Linked DNA regions of Homo sapiens: region 2 is linked to region 1. The links are chromatin loops, found by intact Hi-C in ENCODE. Cell type or tissue: IMR-90. All regions are shown on one strand. Each heading gives the region's core, and the rest is flanking DNA. Links, peaks and the distances in the headings are about the cores only.

Region 1 (5,377 bases), core at 281-5,280:
AGTTCCTTATGGTCCTTACATTCTTGAAGTATATTCTTTACGCCCGCTGGAACACTTCTGCATTCTTGATAGCATGATTGCAATATAAGTTCTTTCCCTTCTGAGCACTGTCTTTTATTGACACACTAAAATATCCTAGGAGCAGGATGGGTCTTCCCACCTTCCTCACGCCCCTCTTTCCCCACTGCCACACTCTCCGCGCCATTCCTTGTTCTCTTTCTAAGAACGCAATAAACATTTCAGCACAATCTTTTCAATCCACATTATTTATAATATTCCGAACATCCATCGAGCCTGGCTAGAATGCGAAGCAATAAATCAAACTTAACAACAACAAAGAAGGAAGGGGGAAAACCGCCCTTTGGCGAGGCGAAAGCCTGAGACGTTTCATTCCCCGAAGGGTTTAGTTATGTTAGGAAAAGTGAGATGGGGATGAGACCCGAGGTTTAGAATGACATAGAGGCAGGAACTGGAATCTATAGGCATAATCATAACTTTGTATAAACCTCAAACAAACTTACCTCTCTGGGGTGTCATGAGGATAAATGAGATACGTGGGAAGCACTCCGAGTGCCTCGAACGAGAGCAACTGGAGCCCAATTCTCCTTTTTGGGTCCAAAAGGTCATCTTTCTTGGAAGGGAGAGGGCTAAGAGCTCCCCCAACTCCCTGAGCGCCAGTCTTTGCTAATTAACATCCCCTCTGCAGGTTTAACTAAGATGGGGGTGAGCCTGGAAGCAGGGCCTCGAGGTAGGGCTGCTAGGTCCTGGACCCAGTCTCCACCCCCAGCAGGGACCCCTCTCCCCACTGCCAGCGAGGACCACGCCAGGCCACACACAGCCAGGGGTGTCCCTGCAGAATGATTCAGCTCCTGCCGGGGGTGGGAAGTAGAGCTCGTCCCACATCCTTTCCTCATGGCGCTACGCAGGTTAACACTGTCTGACTTTGTCTTCGCAAAGAAAGAATCTAGCTCCACAGTTTGCTGATGATTTCAAAATTTATCTAAACGAATGTGGAGGCCAGTACAGGCTATTGGCTAATTGCAGAATTGGCTTGAGGCCTTTCTGCCTTGGCGATTTCCCACGCATTCCCGTCTCACGTTGGAAATCCAAGCTGTTTGGGAGTGGGCGTGTGTTTGCGTGGCAGGCCTCAATGCAGCGGCTCTGTTGCTGTCTAGTCTAACATGCTCTGCCGTCTGCTCTCAGTGGTCCCTTCTGACAGTTTCCTGGATATAAAGGGGTGCTTCTTTTCCAGTCTTGTTGAATGGTACTGAATATAAGATTAGAATAACTGAATCACAATCCACATTTTAGTCATTACAGTCTCATGTTAGCTCTGGGGAAATGACCATAACCGGTACTTACTCATGAGAATTTTCTACCAAAAAGTCAGACAAGAAAGTCATTTTCTTATGAAAAGTGTCAAATGTGCCACCTACTCTGGCTTTGCCATCCCTCCCCTCTGCATGTTAACCTCACTTGGTCTTCTTAAGGTACAGATAATGCCTTCCTGCCCAGATCTGTTACCTGCTTGCTGGCTTGGGTGGAGGTTAGATCTCAACCACTGTTCTGGAAAGGATTTGATCATCAGCTTGGCTTTGTTCATAACTTCCTGCAGTAAAAAAAAGTCTTCAAAAAACCCAAATTCACGAGTGATATAGACATTTGTTTAAACAAAGTCTTCAGGCCGGGCGCGGTGGCTCCCAGCACTTTGGGAGGCTGTAATCCCAGCACTTTGGGAGGCTGAGGCGGGCGGATCACAAGGTCAGGAGATCGAGACCATCCTGGCTAACACGGTGAGACCCTGTCTCTACTAAAAATACAAAAAATTAACCGGGCGTGTTGGTGGGCACCTGTAGTCCCAGCTACTTGGGAGGCTAAGGCAGGAGAATGGTGTGAACCCCGGAGGCAGAGCTTGCAGTGAGCCGAGATTGCACCACTGCACTCCAGCCTGGGCAACAGTGTGAGACTCTGTCTCAAAAATAATAATAATAATAATAATAATAATAATAATAATAAACAAAGTCTTCAAAAATACAACAATTTCTTTTTTCTTTTTTTTTTTTTTTTTTGAGACGGAGTCTCGCTCTGTCACCAGGCTGGAGTGCAGTGGCGTGATCTCAGCTCACTGCAACCTCCACCTCCCAGGTTCAAGCAATTCTCCTGCTTCAGCCTCCCAAGTAGCTGGGACTACAGGCATGCACCACCATGCCTGGCTAATTTTTGTATTTTTAGTAGAGATGGGGTTTCACCATGTTGGCCAAGCTGGTCTCAGACTCCTGACCTCAAGTAATCCGCCCGCCTTGGCCTCCCAAAGTGCAGGGATTACAGGCATGAGCCACCGCGCCTGGCCCAACAATTTCTTTATGATGTCTCTAAGTCACAGAAACCAACAAAATCATCATTACTTGACTGTTCAAGTTAAGGGTCTCTTTACAACTTCCACTTCTTTTGCTTCTGATGACGCAACCATCCTCTTGAGCTCCGGCCTCCCAGGGCTGAGTGGTTCACCCAGACCTCTGGGGTCCCTTCCTTGGTATATTTCCACTTTCACTCCAAGCGTCCATGGGAACTTCTTTCCTTTGTCTATTACCTCCTAGGTGGAGCTCTTCTGCCTTCCTATTTTCCCCCATCGCCTCTAAGTAAAGGGCTGGCTTCACTGACGCAGGGAGACATCGCTGCTCTCTGTCTCTCCTTTAGTGCCTTCTCCCTGGTCAATGGAGTTCCACTATTCCCACCCTTACCTATTTACATACACCAGCAACTTCTCTTTACTTAGAGGTGTAAGTCTGCTGGAGAGCAGACTGTCTAGCTACTGAACTTCCCATCTGTGTGATCATGAGCCAGCCATTTAACCCATCTGGACCTCACCTATAAGATGGGGATAACAGGTTGGGCGCAGTGGCTCATGCCTGTGATCCCAGCACTTTGAGAGGCCAAGGTGGGTGGATCATGAGGTCAAGAGTTTGAGATCAGCCTGACCAACATGGAGAAACCCCGTCTCTAGTAAAAATACAAAAATTAGCCGGGCATGGTGGCTCATGCCTGTAATCCCAGCTACTCGGGAGGCTGAGGCAGGAGAATCATTTGAACCCGGGAAGCAGAGGATGTAGTGAGCCAAGATCGTGCCACTGCACTCCAGCCTGGTCAACAGAGTGAGACTCTGCCTCAAAAAAAGAAAAAAAAGAAAAAAAAAAAGGGCGGGGGATAACAGTAGCGTATATATAATGTGCTGCAATAATGTCAATGACACAGTAAATGCTCAATAAACACTCACTTATCTTATTATTAAGGCTTTTCCAGTCATGCTTCATGGTGTGCCTACAGCCCCTTCAAATGGGATCTTTTTAGATCAGAGCTCTGGCTGAGGTGTGAGTCAAGGTGGCTGCGGTTTCTATCTACCCCCTGATCCCACCCATCAAGCCATAGGGCCCTGGGCATGCAGGGCAAGTTCAGCCGATCCACAGGCTGGCCAGCAGCCCCTGAGTGATTTTGGTCCAGTACATGCAACTGAGCTGGATAAGGATTATTTTCTCTGAAGTTGGACTAGGAAATAAGGAGTGATGCAGGCTTACCAAGTCTGCCTTGGTTCCTAACGAAGGGAACATGTTTCTTTAAAGTAACCCCATCTTTTTTTGTGGAAATGTGAGTGATTCTGTTTCATTTTTTCCCCAACCAAAAGATGTCCCAAAGAACAAAAGTTTAATTAATATATATCCCAGGCTACAGATGTATGTGCTTTAAACGAGGGACAGATTTTGACTCAAGGAATACATTTCTAATTGTAAAATTTTGGGTCATCAGCAAGATGACTGAAAGGATCTCCATCACTTCCGAAATTAGAACTTTTAGGCCACTGTTGAGATATCTAAGACATCAACAAAATTAGTTTTTTGTCAGCTTTTCTTGTTTTTGTTTGTTTATTTGTTTGTTTTTTTTTTTTGGTTGTTGTTTTTGAGATGGAGTCTCGCTCTGTTACCCAGGCTGGAGTGCAGTGGCACGATCTCAGCTCACTGCAACCTCTACCTCCTGGATTCAAGCCATTCTCCTGCCTCAGCCTCCTGAGTAGCTGGGATTACAGGTGCCCACCACCACGCTCGGCTAATTTTTTTGTGTTTTTAGTAGAGACGGGGTTTCACTATGTTGGGCAGGCTGGTCTCGAACTCCTGATCTCGTGATCCGCCCGCCTCGGCCTCCCAAAGTGCTGGGATTACAGGTGTGAGCCACTGCACTCAGCCACCTTTTCTTTTTTTAAAGAGACGAGATCTTGCTATGTTGCCCAGGCTGGAGTGCAGTGGCTATTCACAAGTGTGATCATTAACACACGACAACCTTGAACTCTTGGGCTCAAACGATCCTCCTGCCTCAGCCTCTGGAGTAGCTGGGACTACAGGTGCATACCACTGTGCCTAGCCAGAATCACCTTTTAACATCCATGGCTATTTCAAATCTAGAGTTTACAGCGTCAGTAGGTTTAATGCGGATGAACATCTTCATGACTTAAAAATGAGTAAGGAACACATCCTTTTCTGGTTAACTTCCTTGTCACTCTGGAGAATGTCCCTACCGCTATTTCTCAAATGAGAGGACCTGAAGTTCTCTGGAGCACGGGGTGTGGATGGAGGTATAAGAGAAGGGATAGCTGGAAATGATAGTGGGTGAAGGTTAGTGAGGGCAGGGTCTCAATGAGTGAGGGCAGGGTCTCAATGAGTGAAGGCAGGGTCTCAATGGCTCATGAAGGCATCTAGGCTGAATACACAGAAGCCAGTCAGCCTCCATCTGCTTCTACCCAACTCTGTACCAGGTACCATGTTAGGTTCTGGGAATACAACAAGGGTCAAGATAGACATGATACCTGTGCCTGAGGAATTGACAGGCTAATGGGGGAGTCAGACATTCAAACAACCACACAATAAAATGATTACAAATCATAGAGAAGCATTAAGAAGGAAATAAACAAGATGTTATGACAACAGTTACTTTAATGGGGTGGTCAGATATGGCTTTCTGATGAGGTGATCTGTTGAGATCTAAAAGTAAATAAAGCTGGGTGAAGACCATGCCAGCCAAAGCCAGGCAGAGTGGGAAGCACAGAGCAGCTAGGGATTCATGGAATGGAAAGAAACCCACTGTGGTTAGAACTGGCCAGTGAGGAGAGAAATCAAGGTAAATTTGGTGAGAGTGTCAGGGCTAAGTCCTGCAGGGCCCTAGAAGCCATGGTAAGGAGTTGGATTTTATCCTAAGTACAAGGGAAGCAAGTGAAGGGTTTAAGCAGGGAGCGGCAATATCTCCTTTAGGTTAGACAGTCATTTATGTCACAGTGTGGAGACTGGACCGGAGGGTATGGTGTCCAGGTCCAAGTAAAGCCAACAAGACCTCT
Region 2 (5,377 bases), core at 320-5,319, 85 kb after region 1:
AAAATAAGAAAACTGGTTTGCATGCTGCTAAGATGACCGAACACAAAAACATCTTTTAATAAGGAGCTGAAACCAAGTTGGGAGAAGGCTGCTTCAGTCTTCAATTTTTAGGTGCAGTGGCTCACACCTGTAAATCCCAGCACTTCAGGAGGCCAAGGTAGATCGTTTGAAACCAGGAGTTCAAGACAAGCCTAGGTAAGAAAGCGAGACTTCATCTCTACCAAAAAAACAAACAAAAAAATTAGCTGGGCATGGTGGTGCACACCTGTAGTTTCAGCTACAGGGGACGAACTCCAGGGCTCAAGTGATCCTCCTGATAGCTTAGCACAGAGGTATGACCATGCCACTGCACTCCAGCCTGGGCAACTGAGCGAGACCCTGTCTCTAAACAGAAGGGAAAAAAAGGTCTTCAATTTTGCAAAAGGGCAGCCATGGTACACCACTCAGTTGTTCATTCACGGTCTTCAACCCACTTTAAAAGGCATAATGGAAATGACAAGAAAACAGATACAAAAGGTATTTTTAAGAGGATGCGGCAGAATGTATCATAAAGTTATTACACAGTAACAGTTTTTAAATGCACTTCTTGGGACTATTCCTGTGCTCCGTTATCTTCTAAACACACTTCCAGATGGCCCCATGTTCGGTGACACATTGAGGAGAGAAAGCGGCTGGTGAGGCCACACAAAAGAAACCGGAGGATGGCAGGGTGCTAGGAATGCTGGCTGAAGGGTGGGATGCAGCTTGGGCATGAGGCCTTTAAAAGGCATATTCTTGACCAAGATGATAAATAGAGAGGACAGTAATTAAGGGAGGAAGACTGGAACTGAGAGAAAACAGGAAAGGAGAGAGTAGGGGGAAAAGATTACAAAGAGAGAAGTGAGGATGAGTACAGGAAACTCCGGGAGCACCCAATACCCCAGGGCAGGAGATGTGATTTAAGGATGGGAACATTATGGCTGTATTTGATTGGCTTACATGTAATAGTCCCCAGCCCCTTGGGGGTCACCAGTGCTACAGGGAAACCTGGGTGGGATTATATCCAGCATCCTCTCAGTGGAACTAAGGCTTTTTTTTTTCTTTTTTTTTTTGAGATGGAGTTTTGCTCTTGTTGCCCAGGCTGGAGTGCAATGGCGCAATCTTGGCTCACTGCAACCTCCATCTCCCGGGTTCAAGAGATCCTTCTGCCTCAGCCTCCCAAATAGCTGGGATTACAGGCGCCTGCCACCACGCCTGGCTAATTTTTGTAATTTTAGTAGAGATGGGGTTTCAACATGTTGGCCAGGCTGGTATTGAACTCCTGACCTCAGGTGGAACTAAGGCTCTTGAGCCTGACTTTGGGCGTTAATACGCAGGAAAAGAGGTATTACTCTCTGTGGAAGTTATCACCTTCAAGATAAACACACTGGCCCTGGGAAGAAAGGTTGAATAGAGAGCCTGAAATCCCCAAAGAGAAATCCCTTGAAGGGCTCCTCTGAACTCCCATCACCCACAAACTTAAGAGTTTTCCTGGTATTCCACAATGCTGAGACATATTTTTTTTTTTTTTTTTTTTTTGGGACAGAGTCTTGCTCTGTCGCCCAGGCTGGAGTGCAGTGGTGCAATCTCGGCTCACTGCAAGCTCCGCCTCCCACGTTCATGCCATTCTCCCGCCTCAGCCTCCCAAATAGCTGGGACTACAAGCGCCGACCACCATGCCCGGCTAATATTTTTGTATTTTTAGTAGAGACAGGGTTTCACCGTGTTAGCCAGGATGGTCTCGATCTCCTGAGCTCGTGATCCGCCCGCCTTGGCCTCCCGAAGTGCTGGGATTACAGGTGTGAGCCACCGTGCCTGGACTGTGATAGGAGTTTTAATTTTCTCTGGTTAATGAAATTTCAGGGAAGGGATCAAAGGTGATTTTATTTCTCTTTGGTGGGTCCTGTTTCCAGGCAGATAAGGGAGCTTCAGAGAAGAGCCTCATTCTGTGCTTTGGGAGGGACAGAGGATTGAGGGACAGGAGTGGGGAGAAGGTTAAAGAGCCCCTGAGGTGTCTTTAGTTCCGCGTGTCAAAGGGCCATTTTTTGAGGTATTGTTTCCTGAGCCTGACATACGGAACAGGATGGCACAATATTTTGAAGATGCCAAGGAATTTTGAAATTACACTATTTTAACCTTGCCATAATTTAATGGAAAGGGGGAACACCAAGTATTTCTTCATTTTTTAAATTAAAAACTTTCTATTGTGGGCAAAATACATATAATGTAAAATTAACCGTCTTTTTTTTTTTTTTTTTTTTTTTTGAGTCAGAGTCTCACTCTTGTAGCCCAGGCTGGAGTGCAGTGGTGCCATCGCAGCTCACTGCAACCTCTGCCTCCCGGGTTCAAGCGATTCTCCTGCCTCAGCCTCCCGAGTAGCTGGGATTACAGTCGTGCACCACCACGCCCAGCTCATTTTTGTTATTTTTAGTAGAGATGAGGTTTCACCATGTTGGCCAGGCTGGTCTCGAACTCCTGACCTCAGGTGATCTGCCTGCCTCGGCCTCCCAAAGTGCTGGGATTACAGTGTTGAGCTACCATCTCTACTATATTTACTCACTTTCAAAAGAACCCTTTTCTGTTTTCCTTCCAGATAAGTTATACCAGCCAAAATATCAACAAAATGGTGAAAAATCTTAATTCCCTGTCTGCAAGAAAAAAAATATTTATTAGTGTTAAAAAAAAAAAAAAAAAGACTGTAGAAATCCAAAAGTCATTTTGAAAGCAACGACCGTTTTAAGGGCCAAAAGAGAAATACGGGCTGTTTCGAGCGTGAATCAAAGTGTCAAAGAACATTTGGAGGCTGCTCGGTAGACATGCACTCTCTCAAGGACAACTGAGATGCATGCCTGACTGAGTCACGGCTGAGCACCCAGCGCTCAGCAGTCAGCTCCAGAGCTGCAGAAAGTAACCCAGTGAGACCCGCGGTGCCGGCTACAGGTCCCTGACAGCTGATACCCAACTTCAATACAAAGATCAATTTGCTGCTAGTCCAGAGAAATTGACCTTCGTGTTCAGACTCATGGGCAGAAAAAGTCAACAGTGATTTAAAAATGAACCCCAAATCAATTATTCTAAGGAATTTAACGCTGGTTCAATGACTGAAAATTGTCATTGCCTGGCTCTGAAATAGAAAGGAAAGGTGAGCCAAAAAATAAATACCGAGTCATTGGTAAGGTTCTGTTGGAGTCAATTAATGGATCCCTAGAGCTGATTAAAGAAAAAAAAATTATTAATGCAACATCTGGAGTTAAGTTATTTAAAAGCTAATACCAGGGCTTATGCCACTGAATTTCCAAGGGACTTGGCAAAGGAGAATTATCTATTTATTTTCTAAATACCACAGATTCCTTTAAATTACCCAACCTCTCTTGCTTCATTCAAACATGTGCAGCTTCAAGTGGGCGTCTACTGCATTAGATTAGATAAGTCACAAGGGCAGAGTCTCTGGACTGCAGGCGTTGCTTTGCAGTTGAGCTGCTCTCTTCACATGGGTACCACCATAATGTATGCTCCAGGGTGAAGAGCAGCAGGAGTAGGGATTTACTCACGGACAGAACAATCAATGTGGCCAACAGAGATGCTTTGTACAGAATTACTAATTAGTGCAGCAAGGTATTAATTATTATAATTTCTAAAAATATTACAATTCCATCTTTAATTTTGTTTAGTTCCATTCAACTTTTAACAGTGATTGTTTCTTGTAAGCAACGTTAGATGTCACAACTAACATGAAAGCAAAACTGTGTCTCATTCTCTGAGCACGCACCAATAACTGGCAGGAGCTGGATGCCTCTTAAACAGAGTGGCAAGCACCAGAAAGTCAGGAAGGTAATCTGATATTTGAATTTCCATTTAGACAATATCCAAAGAAGATAATCCATGTGTGATTAACTGTGACTTTAATAACCCTACAAACCACGCACGCCTCCATTTGATTCATTTTATAGTTACAGTTTTAAAGAAAGGAAAGGCATCAAATCTGTACCCAAAACATCAATTTTAGGGAACTTATTCAAAAAATTTAAAGTGTCTACCAGCTCACTTTTAAACATGTAACTAGGCTGGACGCAGTGGCTCATGCCTGTAATCCCAGCACCTTGGGAGGCTGAAGTGGGCAGATCACTTGAGGTCAGGAGTTCAAGATCAGCCTGGCCACCATGGTGAAACCCCGTCTCTACTAAAAATACAAAAATTAGCCGGGGTGTTGGCCCATGCCTGTAATCCCAGCTTCTCAGGAGGCTGAAGCATAAGAATCGCTTGAACCAGGGAGGCGGAGGTTGCAGTGAGATCGTACCACTGTACTCGGGCCTGCATGACAGTGTGAGACTCTGTCTCAACAAACAAACAAACATGTAATTAAAAACAGCCCTAGAGCTATAATGCCAACTTGGGAGAAAAACATAAGGAATCTCTATCTACCAATTACTTTTGAACACAGAACCCAGAAGTAAAGATTCTCTGTAATTCTATTCCTTTATTTTCCTGCCCTAATACATACTAAAACCTGCCAAATCTTCTCCTTATCTTCCATTAAAAATTCTCTCTCTGGCTGGGCGCGGTGGCTCACACCTATAATCCCAGTACTTTGGGAGGCCGAGGTGGGCGTATCACGAGGACAGGAGTCTAAGACCAGACTGGCTAACATGGTGAAACCCCGTCTCTACTAAACAAAACACAAAAAAGTTAGCCAGGCGTGGTGGCGGGCGCCTGTAGTCCCAGCTACTAGGGAGGTTGAGGCAGGAGAATGGCGTGAACTCAGGAGGCGGAGCTTGCAGTGAGCTGAGATTGTGCCACTGCACTCCAGCCTGGAGCCTGGGCGACAGAGTGAGACTCCGTCTCAAAAAAAAAAAAAAATAAATAAATAAATAAATAAATAATCTCTTTCTTGTTTTGTTCCAATGAGAAAAACTATATATGTTTGAAAAAAAAATTCAAATAATAAAAACACACTGAAGGTAAAAGTCTCTATTCAGGTATGATTTAACTCTGCATGTATTTAACTTGATGCGGCCACCCTGTATGATAGGAGAGGATCAGCAAAGGTCTTGCCTATTCCCCTAGCTCATAACTGATTTAGTGTGAGTGCACGTGTGTATACAGTGTGGTGGTTAATTCTCTTCAAAGGAGTATGGAAAGAGGATGACAGAGTTGGATGGAACCTCAAAGACCATCCAGTGGCAAAATACATATAATGTAAAATTAACCATCTGAGGCCAGGGATCATTGATTTTACATGTGAAAAGACATAAAGTGATTTTGCCTCTTCTCTCCCGACCCAGGCTTAGCCAGCTTTGGTAAATTCAGTCCCAACTAGAATCCAATTCTTCATTTCATTTCAATTTACGGATATAAAAGA

The links. Hi-C counts contacts between places; a loop is a spot of excess contacts. Peaks named below come from ENCODE experiments on the same cell type or tissue, not always from the same donor. Only the 100,000 strongest peaks of a DNase experiment are listed, where the experiment ranks them.
Region 2: a loop joins it to region 1, with 2.2 times the contacts of the local background. A loop is called at or near these places in 1 of 110 quality-filtered maps.

What each region holds. Positions count from the first base shown.
Region 1 is chr17:9,272,701-9,278,077 of GRCh38, forward strand. All of the region lies in intron 7 of STX8 (syntaxin 8), which reads right to left. Among named protein-coding and RNA genes, the nearest start is that of NTN1, 250 kb to the left of the region's middle. RefSeq lists an enhancer at 300-801. In IMR-90, for the core only: no CTCF peak of the experiment used is centred there; no DNase peak of the experiment used is centred there.
Region 2 is chr17:9,357,969-9,363,345 of GRCh38, forward strand. All of the region lies in intron 7 of STX8 (syntaxin 8), which reads right to left. Among named protein-coding and RNA genes, the nearest start is that of STX8, 220 kb to the right of the region's middle. In IMR-90, for the core only: no CTCF peak of the experiment used is centred there; DNase peaks (open chromatin) are centred at 2,873 and 3,423; H3K27ac peaks cover 428 bases.